Linked DNA regions of Homo sapiens: region 2 is linked to region 1. The links are chromatin loops, found by intact Hi-C in ENCODE. Cell type or tissue: HepG2. All regions are shown on one strand. Links, peaks and the distances in the headings refer to the core of each region. The heading gives the core; the rest is flanking DNA. Region 1 has its middle 93 kb from the start of FOXN2. Region 2 overlaps FOXN2 (forkhead box N2).

Evidence for each region. Hi-C counts contacts between places; a loop is a spot of excess contacts. Peaks named below come from ENCODE experiments on the same cell type or tissue, not always from the same donor. Only the 100,000 strongest peaks of a DNase experiment are listed, where the experiment ranks them.
Region 2: it touches region 1 in a loop (2.2-fold over the local background); 1 of 110 quality-filtered maps calls a loop at or near these places.

The regions. Positions count from the first base shown.
Region 1 is chr2:48,219,433-48,224,818 of GRCh38, reverse strand. No RefSeq gene overlaps it. Among named protein-coding and RNA genes, the nearest start is that of FOXN2, 93 kb to the left of the region's middle. In HepG2, for the core only: no CTCF peak of the experiment used is centred there; DNase peaks (open chromatin) are centred at 2,738 and 4,808.
Region 2 is chr2:48,342,233-48,347,618 of GRCh38, reverse strand. It overlaps FOXN2 (forkhead box N2), which reads right to left. Exons shown (of 7, transcript NM_002158.4): 3 at 868-1,418. The coding sequence starts at 1,404. Among named protein-coding and RNA genes, the nearest start is that of FOXN2, 30 kb to the right of the region's middle. RefSeq lists a silencer at 3,273-3,332. In HepG2, for the core only: no CTCF peak of the experiment used is centred there; DNase peaks (open chromatin) are centred at 1,278, 2,258 and 3,278; H3K4me3 peaks cover 2,544 bases.

The sequences.
Region 1 (5,386 bases), core at 305-5,304:
CTGCAACCTCCACCTGCTAGGTTCAAGCGATTCTCCTGCCTCAGCCTCCTTAGTAGTTTGGATTACAGGTGCACACCATGATGCCCAGCTAACTTTTGTAATTTTGGTAGAGACAGGTTTTCACTATGTTGACCAGGCTGGTCTTGAACTCCTGGGCTCAAGCGATCCTCCTGCCTCAGCCTCCCAAAGTGCTGGGATTACAGGCATGAGCCACCATGCCTGGCCTGTTATTGCTATTGTGAATAATGTTACAATAAACCTTCTTCCATACATATCTTGTTGTACGGGTCCGAGAATTTCCTTGGGGTTTATGCCTTGGAGTGGAATCGTTGAAGTATAGAATATGTCCAAAACAGAACTTATTGTGTTACCCTCAAAACATGACTTCTTTCTACTTCTCTGTTTCTGTAACACCCCAATCACCAATCCTTTGACTCCCAGCCTCCCTTGTTGCCTATATCCAATTGATTGCTGAGCCTGAGAAGCTTTTGCTTTCCCATTATATCACCCATCTCTCCTGTTCAAGCTTCATTAATTCTCTCCCCTGTGCTTCCTATTCTTTCTAAATATCGTCGTTAATAATTTCAATCACATGCTTTTCTTGTTCAACTTCTTTCTGTGGCTGCCTATTGACTATGAGTTTAAGTAAACTCCATAATCCAACATTCAAAGCTCTCAACAGAGAAGGTGAGAGTTGGAAGGGACCTTAGAGATCATCTTGTCAGATACACTTACCTACAAATGAGGAAACTGAGGCGCAGATAGGGAAAAGGATTTTATCAAAGTCACAAGGTGATCTGTTTGAACAATTTTATGAGTTCTGCAAGCATTCCAGGAAGAAAGCGAAGAGATGCTTGTGATATTCCGTCTTGAATTAAGGACAGAGGAGTGGAACAGTTGTAGTTGGGACAATTAGCATGATTATATCACAGTGAGAAAAAATATTGAGACTATTGGACTGGTAGAAATGAACCATTAGAAAAATGGACTCTTTTGTTACTATGTTGAGTGTAACAATTGTTGCACTACATTAGGATGTAAGTGTTGTTTGGGACTGAAAGAGTAGAGCTGTGCTCTTTAGTCATTGTGCATGAGAGTCATGTTTTTAAAAGAAGAAACTAGAAAGAGGTGGTGGAGGTGCCCTAGATGAGTGGTATGGGTAGTAGGGTTAAAATTGAAATGTCTCTCTGTCTCTCTCTCCCTGTCCCTAACCCATTTTTTTTTTTTTTTGAGATGGAGTCTCACTGTGTCGCAAGGCTAGAGTGCAGTGGCGTGATCACTGCAACCTCCACCTCCCAGGTTCAAGCGATTCTCCTGCCTCAGCCTCCCGAGTAGCTGGGACTACAGGCATGCACCAGCATGCCCAGCTAATTTTTGTATTTTTGGTAGAGATTGGGTTTCACCACATTGGCCAGAATGGTCTTGATCTCTTGACCTTGTGATCCACCCGCCTCGGCCTCCCAAAGTGCTGGGATTACAGGCGTGAGCCACCACAGCTGGCCAAACCCACTCTTTTCTCAACCACAGGTCAGTTTTGTCAGTCTTGCTTGTGAAATAGTAATGAATAGTATTTACTGAATGCTTTCTGAATGCTAACTGCTATACCTGGATTACCTCATTCAATCCTCACATCAGCTTTATAACTATCCTCGTTTTATAGATGTGCCACATTGGGCAAATAGAGAGTGTAGGACATATGGCCAAAAAGGGAATAGTGGGTCATAAAATGTCACACTTCAGCCTGACACAATTTGGAGAATAGGAAACAAGACCCTGAGTATGCCTAAAATTTTTGCTGTCATTATTTGAGGATAGACTATAGACACTGTAGATGCCTTGTAAAATAGGACAAGTCCTGAGAACCTTGGGATTGAGTTCATGTTAGAAGGACTCAAAATTTATATTAGAGGAGTCTGTCTTTATTTTGTTTTTCTTTGCATTTGTTTCTCTTTTGGCCTCCCTTAGTGTCCAATAAAGCCTGTCTGTTTTGTGGGAAGGTGGTCCAAGGGAAGGCCTTTTGTGTTTGTTTACCTTGAGCCAGAGTGTTTAAGAGGCACCAGCATGCTCATGGAGGGAGAGGACATCTACAGATGAAAGGTGGAAGTCATGGAGATAGCCATCCTAGTACTACAAGAGCTTCCTTCTCTCTCTCTCCTGGAGTGTTCCCTTTCTGTGCAAAAACCTGGAATTCCACACAAGTTCCAACCAGAAAGAACAATGTTGGCTCTTCCAACTGGAATGGTTCATGATACAAAGCAAGTAGGGAAGGTTGTAAGAAAAGATGAAAGCAAAAAATTTTCCCCTTTAATTAAAAAAAAAAAAAATTTTGAGAGAGGATCTAGCATTGTTGCCCAGGTTGGAGTGCCCTGGGGTAATCTCGGCTCACTACAACCTCGACCTCCCAGGCTCAAGCAGTCCTCCTACCTCAGCCTCCAGAGTAGCTGGGACTATAGGCATGTGCCACTATGACCAGCTAATTTTTATATTTTTTTAGAGATGGGGTTTTGCTATGTTGTCCAGGCTGGTCTCGAACTCCTGGGCTCAAGCAATCCACCTGCCTCTGCCTCCCCAGGTTTTAGGATTACAGGCATGAGTCACTGAACTCTGCCTCCTCTTTAAACTGTCAATTAGTTGAAATTAGTAAGTATTGTGAGTCATGATGTGCTAATACAATGGTAGATATGATCCTTGACCTTAAAGTTAAACATCAAAGTTGAAAAGGTAAATATGTACATGAGCAGAATAGAAAACAAGTTAAAAATACATACAAAGCCTGTCATAAGACAACACGCCAAATGATGGGAGCAGATAGCAAATAGGTGATGCAAATATAGCAGGGAGGAAGAGCTCCCTGGCTCTGTAATCTTCCATTATGAGGGAGGAAGGACTTGAGCTAGGTGTTTAAAGAATTGTAACTGTTGGGTAAGTGGAAAGGAAGGAAAAATGACAGAAGCAGAGATGAGGATCAGGAAACATATAAGATATTTTGTAAAAGCAGTGATCGGATCTCTCTGGCTTGAACTATGAGTTCCTTTAGGAGACTAGTAGGCAATAAGACCTAACGGTGAAGGGCTTTGAATGCTAGGGTAAGGAATCTGACTTTACCCTGAAGACATGAGCACTCTTAAAGATTTTTTTTTTTTTAAATAGCAATGAGGTTTAATTTATTTTTATTTTCTTAGAGACAGAATGTCACTAAGTTGTCCAGGCTGGAGTGCAGTGGCTATTAACAGGCATGATCATTGCACACTACAGCCTCGAACTCCTGGGCTCAAGTGATTTTTCCTGCCTCAGCCTCCCAAGTAGCTGGGACTACCAGCATGTGCTACCACACCTGACATGTAAAGACGTCTGAGGCAGGAAGTTAAATAATGAAAGTTACTTTTATCTATTCTTTTCTTTTTTTTCTTTTTGAGATGGAGTCTCTCTTTGTCGCCCAGGCTGGAGTGCAGTGGAGCAATCTTGGCTACTGCAACCTCCGCCTCCCAGGTTCCAGCGATTCTCCCGACTCAACCTCCCAAGTAGCTGGGATTACAGGCACCTGCCACCATTCCCAGTTAATTTTTTTTGTATGTTTTCAGTAGAGACGGGGTTTCACCATGTTGGTCAGGGTGGTCTCAAACTTCTGACCTCAGGCGATCCACCTGCCTCGGCCTCCCAAAGTGCTGGGATTACAGGCATGTGCCACTGCGCCTAGCTGAAAGTTACTTTTTAAGATGACTGGTCAGGAGGGAGGTGTGTTAAGGAATTGTGGTAGAAAAACCTCAACATTTCAACAGCAAATGAGTTTTGAGACTTTTAATGTGTCAAATGTTTAGAAAATTCTGGATTCTTTTTTCTTATGCTAACTGCTGACTTGTGTTAGGGAGAAAGGAGAAAAAAGATCAGGTAGAATTTTATCTAAAGCAGAAGACAGCTACTTTGCTAGCATTTACCCACATTGCTGACATTTTGGGGACAACCAGGGCAGGGGCCACTTCCCCAGGAAAAGTAAAACACAGTTTTCAATACACAGATTGAATACAGGACCTTCAGAATTGGGGAAAAGTAAAGTCCTCAAAAGCCAGAGTGCTGTTCGTTCCTCTTTTAAAATAAATTTCTGTTTCTTTTTTAAAAAGAGAAACTGGTTTAAAATGTCTCATTGTAGTTATATGACCAGGACATTTCATATATAGAGAACTGGTTCTCTTTTCTTAGCTAGAAGTTTCTATAGGCCCAACATGCACCAAGATTCCCTTTGGAAATTAAACACCTCAGATGGGGGCCTCAGCTGCTAAGGACACATGCTATTTGCTCTCAGGAATGGAAGTGTTGCCAAGATCACTAATGGTGATTGCTTGTCAATAATCCCGGGAATGCTCCCTTACCAAGCAGATCTAAAGGGGCCAAATACCTACTCTAGGCCATCAAAGTCAGGTGGAGGACTGATGTAGAACAAACTTCTGCTTGCTAAATTGAAAGCAAGAAGACCCCACTGGGCAAGGTTTGGGATCAGGGTGGAGGTTTCTGGAATAAGGGACATAGAGAGGAGTTCAGGACCATACTCAGGTCTACATACCTAGTCAAGTGCTTTCTTCACTACACCAAGCTGCATATGTACCTACTATTAGGTTTAGAACCTTCTGCCACTCCCTTGCTCCCTCTTTAGCCACCTATAATTGTTTAGTTGAGTGAGAAGTTTTGAGCATAGTTCAATTCGGATCACATGCTGCCTTGGCAATGTGTGATCTGGGGCAGACTTTGCCTCAGAATCAGATTTATATATCACAGGACTCTGATTGCTTAACCTGACATATCCTTGATCTGTCCTAACCTCTGACAGTTGTTATCCATTAACCTACCTGCCCTCTTTTTCTGACATCTGATAACAGGGCCTGTACTTGTATTGGCCTGATACTGTCCAAATATTTGTACCATTGGTGTTCATTGCTCTGAATTAAATTTGCAACAATATGGTGATCCACTTTTTATGTGGTTTCAGGTTAGCTGTTTTCACAGACAAGTCACTCTAGGCAGAAACTGCTATCTAACTTGACATATGAATTTCATATAGCAACCAGCTTATGAGGCCCCATAGGGTGTGGTTCCCTTTGGTTAACAGTATTGACCTGGGAAGCTGGGATCTAGAGGCCAGAACAAATCAATGGGGGGAAGACTCACTGGAGAGCTGATAAAGTTGCAGCTGCTAGCAGTGAATCCAGTCCTGCAAAGGCATCCCAAAAATATGGCCACACAATGCTGGTTGTTGGAGGTACATGCATGTACTTCATGATTGGTGGGAATCGGAGGCCTTCAGAAATTTAGGCAGGGTGGTAGGCAGCTCAGGGAAGTCTGAGACTGGGTAGCAGGGGCCCAGCCACGTGATTCAGTTCAGGGCTGGGTATTG
Region 2 (5,386 bases), core at 97-5,096, 120 kb before region 1:
GCAACCACTAAAATACATAAATAATCAGGCAATAGTAGAGATAAAATTGAAGCATAAAACACACACACACACACACACACACACAACACCTCGGCTGGGCACAGTGGCTCACACTTGTAATCCCAACACTTTGGGAGGTCAAGGTGGGTGGTACTTGAGGTCAGGAGTTCCAAGACCAGTCTGGACAACATGGCAAAACCCCATCTCTATTAAAAATACGAAAATTAGCAGGGCGTGGTGGCACACACCTGTAGTCCCAGCTATTCTGGATGCTGAGGCATTAAGAATCGCTGGAACCCAGGAGACGGAGGTTGCAGTGAGCAGAGATCGCGCCACTGTACTCCAGGCTGGGTGACAGATCGAGACTGTCTCACAAAAAAAAAAAAAAAAAAAAAAAAGCACCAAAACACCAAAACCAAAAGTGAAGAACACCTCATCCCACAAAAGGCAGGAAAAGTGGAAAAGAAAATCAAATAAATAGCAAGGTGATAGATTTAAACCCAACCATATCAATTTCATTAATTTAAATGGTCTATACTTTGATTATAAGGCAGAGATTATCATATTGAATAAAGAATCAAATGCTGATAGTTATAGGAACACTACAGAAACTAGAAACAAAGAACTAAAATAATAAAAAGACTAATCTAGGTACCTATAGTGGACAAAACATAATTCTGCTAAATTTATATCAATATTTAAGAAATTTTAAAACATCTCAAGTGAAAACAAATGAATATAATTCAGTTCAGCTGAAGTAATTTGACTTGACTACTTATTGTCTCCCCGATTTCCAGATATTTTAAGGGCTCCATGTTAATTAGTCCCCCCACCTCACCAAATATAGCAATGTTCATAAACACTGACCTTGCCATGGCTTCTTTCCACTTTCTGAAAACATTTATTCAGGGACAGATTATGTCGAACAGAATTCTTCCAGCCTGTTGGTGCAGTAGCAAAATATGGAAAATGGTCCAGAATCCAGCTATAAATTTCTTTGACAGGCAAACATTTATTTGGAGAGTGCTCAATGGCCATATAAATGAGAAGACTAAAGGAGTATGGGGGCTTTGAAGTCGCTGATTTTTTTTCTGGGTTCTGGTAGCAAGCTGGTCCAAAGGATGGCACATCATCTCCCTCTATGTCATACAATGGACTAACAATTGGAAGACCCTCACTTCCGAGGCTGAAGTTTGTTAGAAGATTAGTGCTTTCATGAAGCCAGTTCAAGTTTGTGAGTTCATCATCTGCTGACTCACTGTCCACTAGAGTGGCCTTCGGCCTGGCAGCATCAACAGCTTCAGGCAAGCTTCCCATTTTGTAAATCTGGCTTAATCCTGCAATCTTTTCAGCTCCTGGGGTTTCAGCTCTCTTATCTGGAGTCATTCCAATTACTGGACCCATTTACTCTTACAGTTCTGCAACAAAGGAAACAATTATCAATGTAATACTTTAGATTCTTAAACTCTGGGAAAAAGAAAATACATATGTAAATATCCCCAAATCAGAGAAATTTTGCAATCAATTGTCCCACATAATATTTAAGCACAACATTTGTATAATGAAGATACTAATGGTTATAATACAAGGAAAATAACTTATATTAGTTGAAATGGCTGTAAATAAAGTGCAGCTTTATAGGACCAGGTGTATGGGTGATATTAACACAATTAAATAGTGTATTTTAAATACTTAGTAAAGTACCTAGCCCACACTAATCACCTAATAGGAAGTGGCTATTATTACTTAAAGTGGACAGGCTATTTCTTTGAACTATAAGACTTTATACGTATCTTAAGAATCTATGATTTTACTATATACAAATAGTTGAATCTTGAAAATAATAAATTTGAAATATTTAAGCAATATTTTAAAATAAACCCTTTCCTCAAATCTCAAATATTTACTATAAAAAGAAACTATGTATACTATTTTTACAGCACGTCATACTAAAAAGAGATAACATTTTTATTTCATTATTTATTTTGAATCGACAAATAATGATTATATATATTTATGGGGTACAATGTGATATTATGATACATGTATATATTGTGAAATGATTAGATCAGGCTAATTAATATATCCATCACCTCATATACCTATCTCTCTTTGTGGTGAGAACATTTTAAATGGTCTTTTAGGAATTTTGAAATATACATTATTATTAACTACAGTCATCATGCTATGCAATAGGTCACTAGAACTTACTCCTCTTGTGTAACCAGAACTTTGTACTCTTTGACTAACATCTCCCCCTTCCCTACACCCTCCTCCTACCCCCACCACCCATATCTGGTTACCAACCATTCTACTCTATACTTCCGTAAGTCTAACAAGATAACACTTCTTATTCACTAAATTTATCATTAGCTAAATTAAATTCACTATAAGTTATCATTTCTTTTTAAAATCCCAGTACTTTTAAACTCTGCATTCTATATCATCTCAAGTACTGACATTTCAAGGCTGGCATTCTCTTAGTAAGGTATGAACTGTCCCTGTACTTTCAAGGAGAGCGAAAAATAGCTGTTACTATTCTTTTTTCATTTCTATTTTCTCAAATTATTTTTGTTTTGCACTTTAAACACCCTTCTATTCAAAAACTTTATCATGAGACAATAACAGACCAGAGAAGAAAGCAACAGGCTAATGTGCTATTTAATTAATTTTCAATGGCTCATAAAGATAACTCATTTCTAAATTCAGTGAAAAACCGACTATTATCCTATTCAACCCACTTATGCTTGTGTAACTGAAATAATTGGGGGGGGGGGGTACCTCCAGAGTTTGTTTTGCTTAAGACATAGATGGCAGGTTACTTCAAGAATTCTGAAAACCGGCTAATTTTATTTCTACTTTTTATGTCAGTTATGTAAAAGAGAAAACTAGTTAATTTTAGATGTAGAACAGTTTATCTGGATTCTGGGAGCTACCACCAGAAGTAGTTAGCCTCAGAGCACTCCATTAGCAACAGCCTTAGATAATACTTTAGTGCCCAGGCATTGTGCTAAACAATTTACATATGATATCTCAATTAACTGTCAATTAAACCCTATAAGGTAGGCACTATTATTAATTCAACTTTATTGATGAGGAAAATTAATCAGAGAGGTTAAGCGTAAGTGGAACTGTCAGAATTTAAATCCAGGCAGACTGACTCCAGAAACAAAACTCTAACCACAATATGTGCTGGCAACAGTATGTACACAACACCCATGAGCACCAATGACTCAAATCCTATTCATTTTAAATCTTAACAGCATTCTTTCCATATCCAGTTCTTATCTCTCTCCTGTGCACCCATAACTTGAAACATCACAACACTGTAAAAAGGAAAAGATCAAACGATAACGGATTTGGTTTCTGTTTCAATCTCTTATGAAAACCACACATAAATAAACATTCACATATATGAGCACACAATGTATTTCAGAACTGATATCCTGTACTATGTAAGTGACCAAATTATTCATTTTATCAAAGTCTCTCTATTCATAGAGACTTAAAAACATGACGAATGAGAATTGAATAATGTCTTGCTTCCTTAAAAAACAAACAAAAAACCACTCTTTAGTGTACCCAGTGTTCAGTTAAAGAAGGGAGTGATTAATTTCTAATGTCTCACTTTTGCCTTGTCACTTAAATCTCCATCTATCTTCCATTACATCTAGAAATTAGAAAGTACCAAACAGCAGTGGCTAACATTTGCTGAGATTTTACTACATTACAGATTCTATGTCATAGGCTTTAAAATGCATCATCTCTACTTACTCTGAACTACTCCTTAGTTCAATAAATGCCCTTCCTTTCCAACTGTGAATTCCATGAGGAGGCAAGAGTCTTTTTTTTTTTTTAAAGAGACAGGGTCTCACTCCGTCACCCAGGCTGTAGTACAGTGGCGATATCATGGTTCACTGTAACCTCCACCTCCTGGGTTCAAGCGATCCTCCTGCCCCAGCCTCCCAAGTAGCTGGGACTACAGGCACACACCATGCCCAGCTAATTTTTAAATTTTTTTTATAGAAACAGAGTCTTGCTATGGTTGCCCAGGCTGGTCTCAAACAATTGGCCTCAAGCAATCCTCCTGCCTCAGCTTCCCAAAGTGTTGGGATTACAGGCATGAGCCACCATGCCTAGCTGGGATAAGAGTTTTTTACTTTTGCATTCCTAATGAATCTTTTCAAAATGTTGAGTATGAGTAGACACTCAAATCATAATTATTTCAGATGGAAATGAACTCATAATACAAATTATTTGTCTATTCTGCAAAAAGGTGCACTAACTGCCTTGAAGAGTTAATTTATTTTGGAAATGAATCCTTAATGGTAGGAAACATCCTAAATGGTAACAATAAAAAAAACTGAAATTCATTGTTAATAAGGAAATGGAAATGAAGTAAGCCATTTCCCTAAGGTTCTAAAGCTAATAAAAAGTGGAGCCAAAATTATAAACGAGGCTAAGTTCAATATTCAAATTTCTGGCCATTAGAGTCACTCTCAATCGCTCAAGAAACTTGAATTTTTATCAATACTACTTAAAACAGAAATAGTGAGTTTTATTAACGTAACATACTCAAAAATCAGTCTCCTGATAACTATTGACTAAATTTTCTCATAAGTAATTTAAATGGTTGCAAGTATGTTATTCCTCTGAATTACAAGTTTACAAAAAAATTTCATTAAGATGTAAAGAAATAGTATGGCAGCAAAATATGCCAAAGAGTTACAGAGTGTTAATCCAAGCAAAGTTTAAAAACCAAGTATTGACATTATTAAAAACCAAGTGCTGACATTATCTTAGTAAGGTTTGAACTGTCATTGTGTTTTCAAGAAGGAAAAAAAGCCGTTTATAAACTATCCTTATAGAACACTTTAGAGCACTATCCACTTAGATGAGATCAGGCATGTTCAGGGTGCTATGACCGTAGACAGAGCACTATCCATTTGGAACACCAAGTCCACCACAATGGATAAACAGGCAAATGATCTTTTCTCACATATTAAATACAAATAGCAAACAAATACATAAATTAAAAAATTATATAAAAAACTTATTTTAAAAAATATAAAATAAACAATTTTGGGCAAGGACCTAGGGCCATTTCGGAAAGCTAAATGGAAATGTGTATCACGAATTATTAAAAATTTCATTCTTTGACCCAACAATTCCAAATGTGTCACTTTTGTGAAATAATCTTATGTAGGGAAAAAGATATTCCCTTCCCAACCCACGATGTGTGGAGGGACACACAGATATTCATCCAAGAATTATTAAAGATAATGGAAAACTATAAACAACTTACATTTTCTATAACAGAGAAATGGTAAACTAAAGCCCAACTATTCAATCTAATATTTAGTAGCCATTAAAAATTACTGACTTG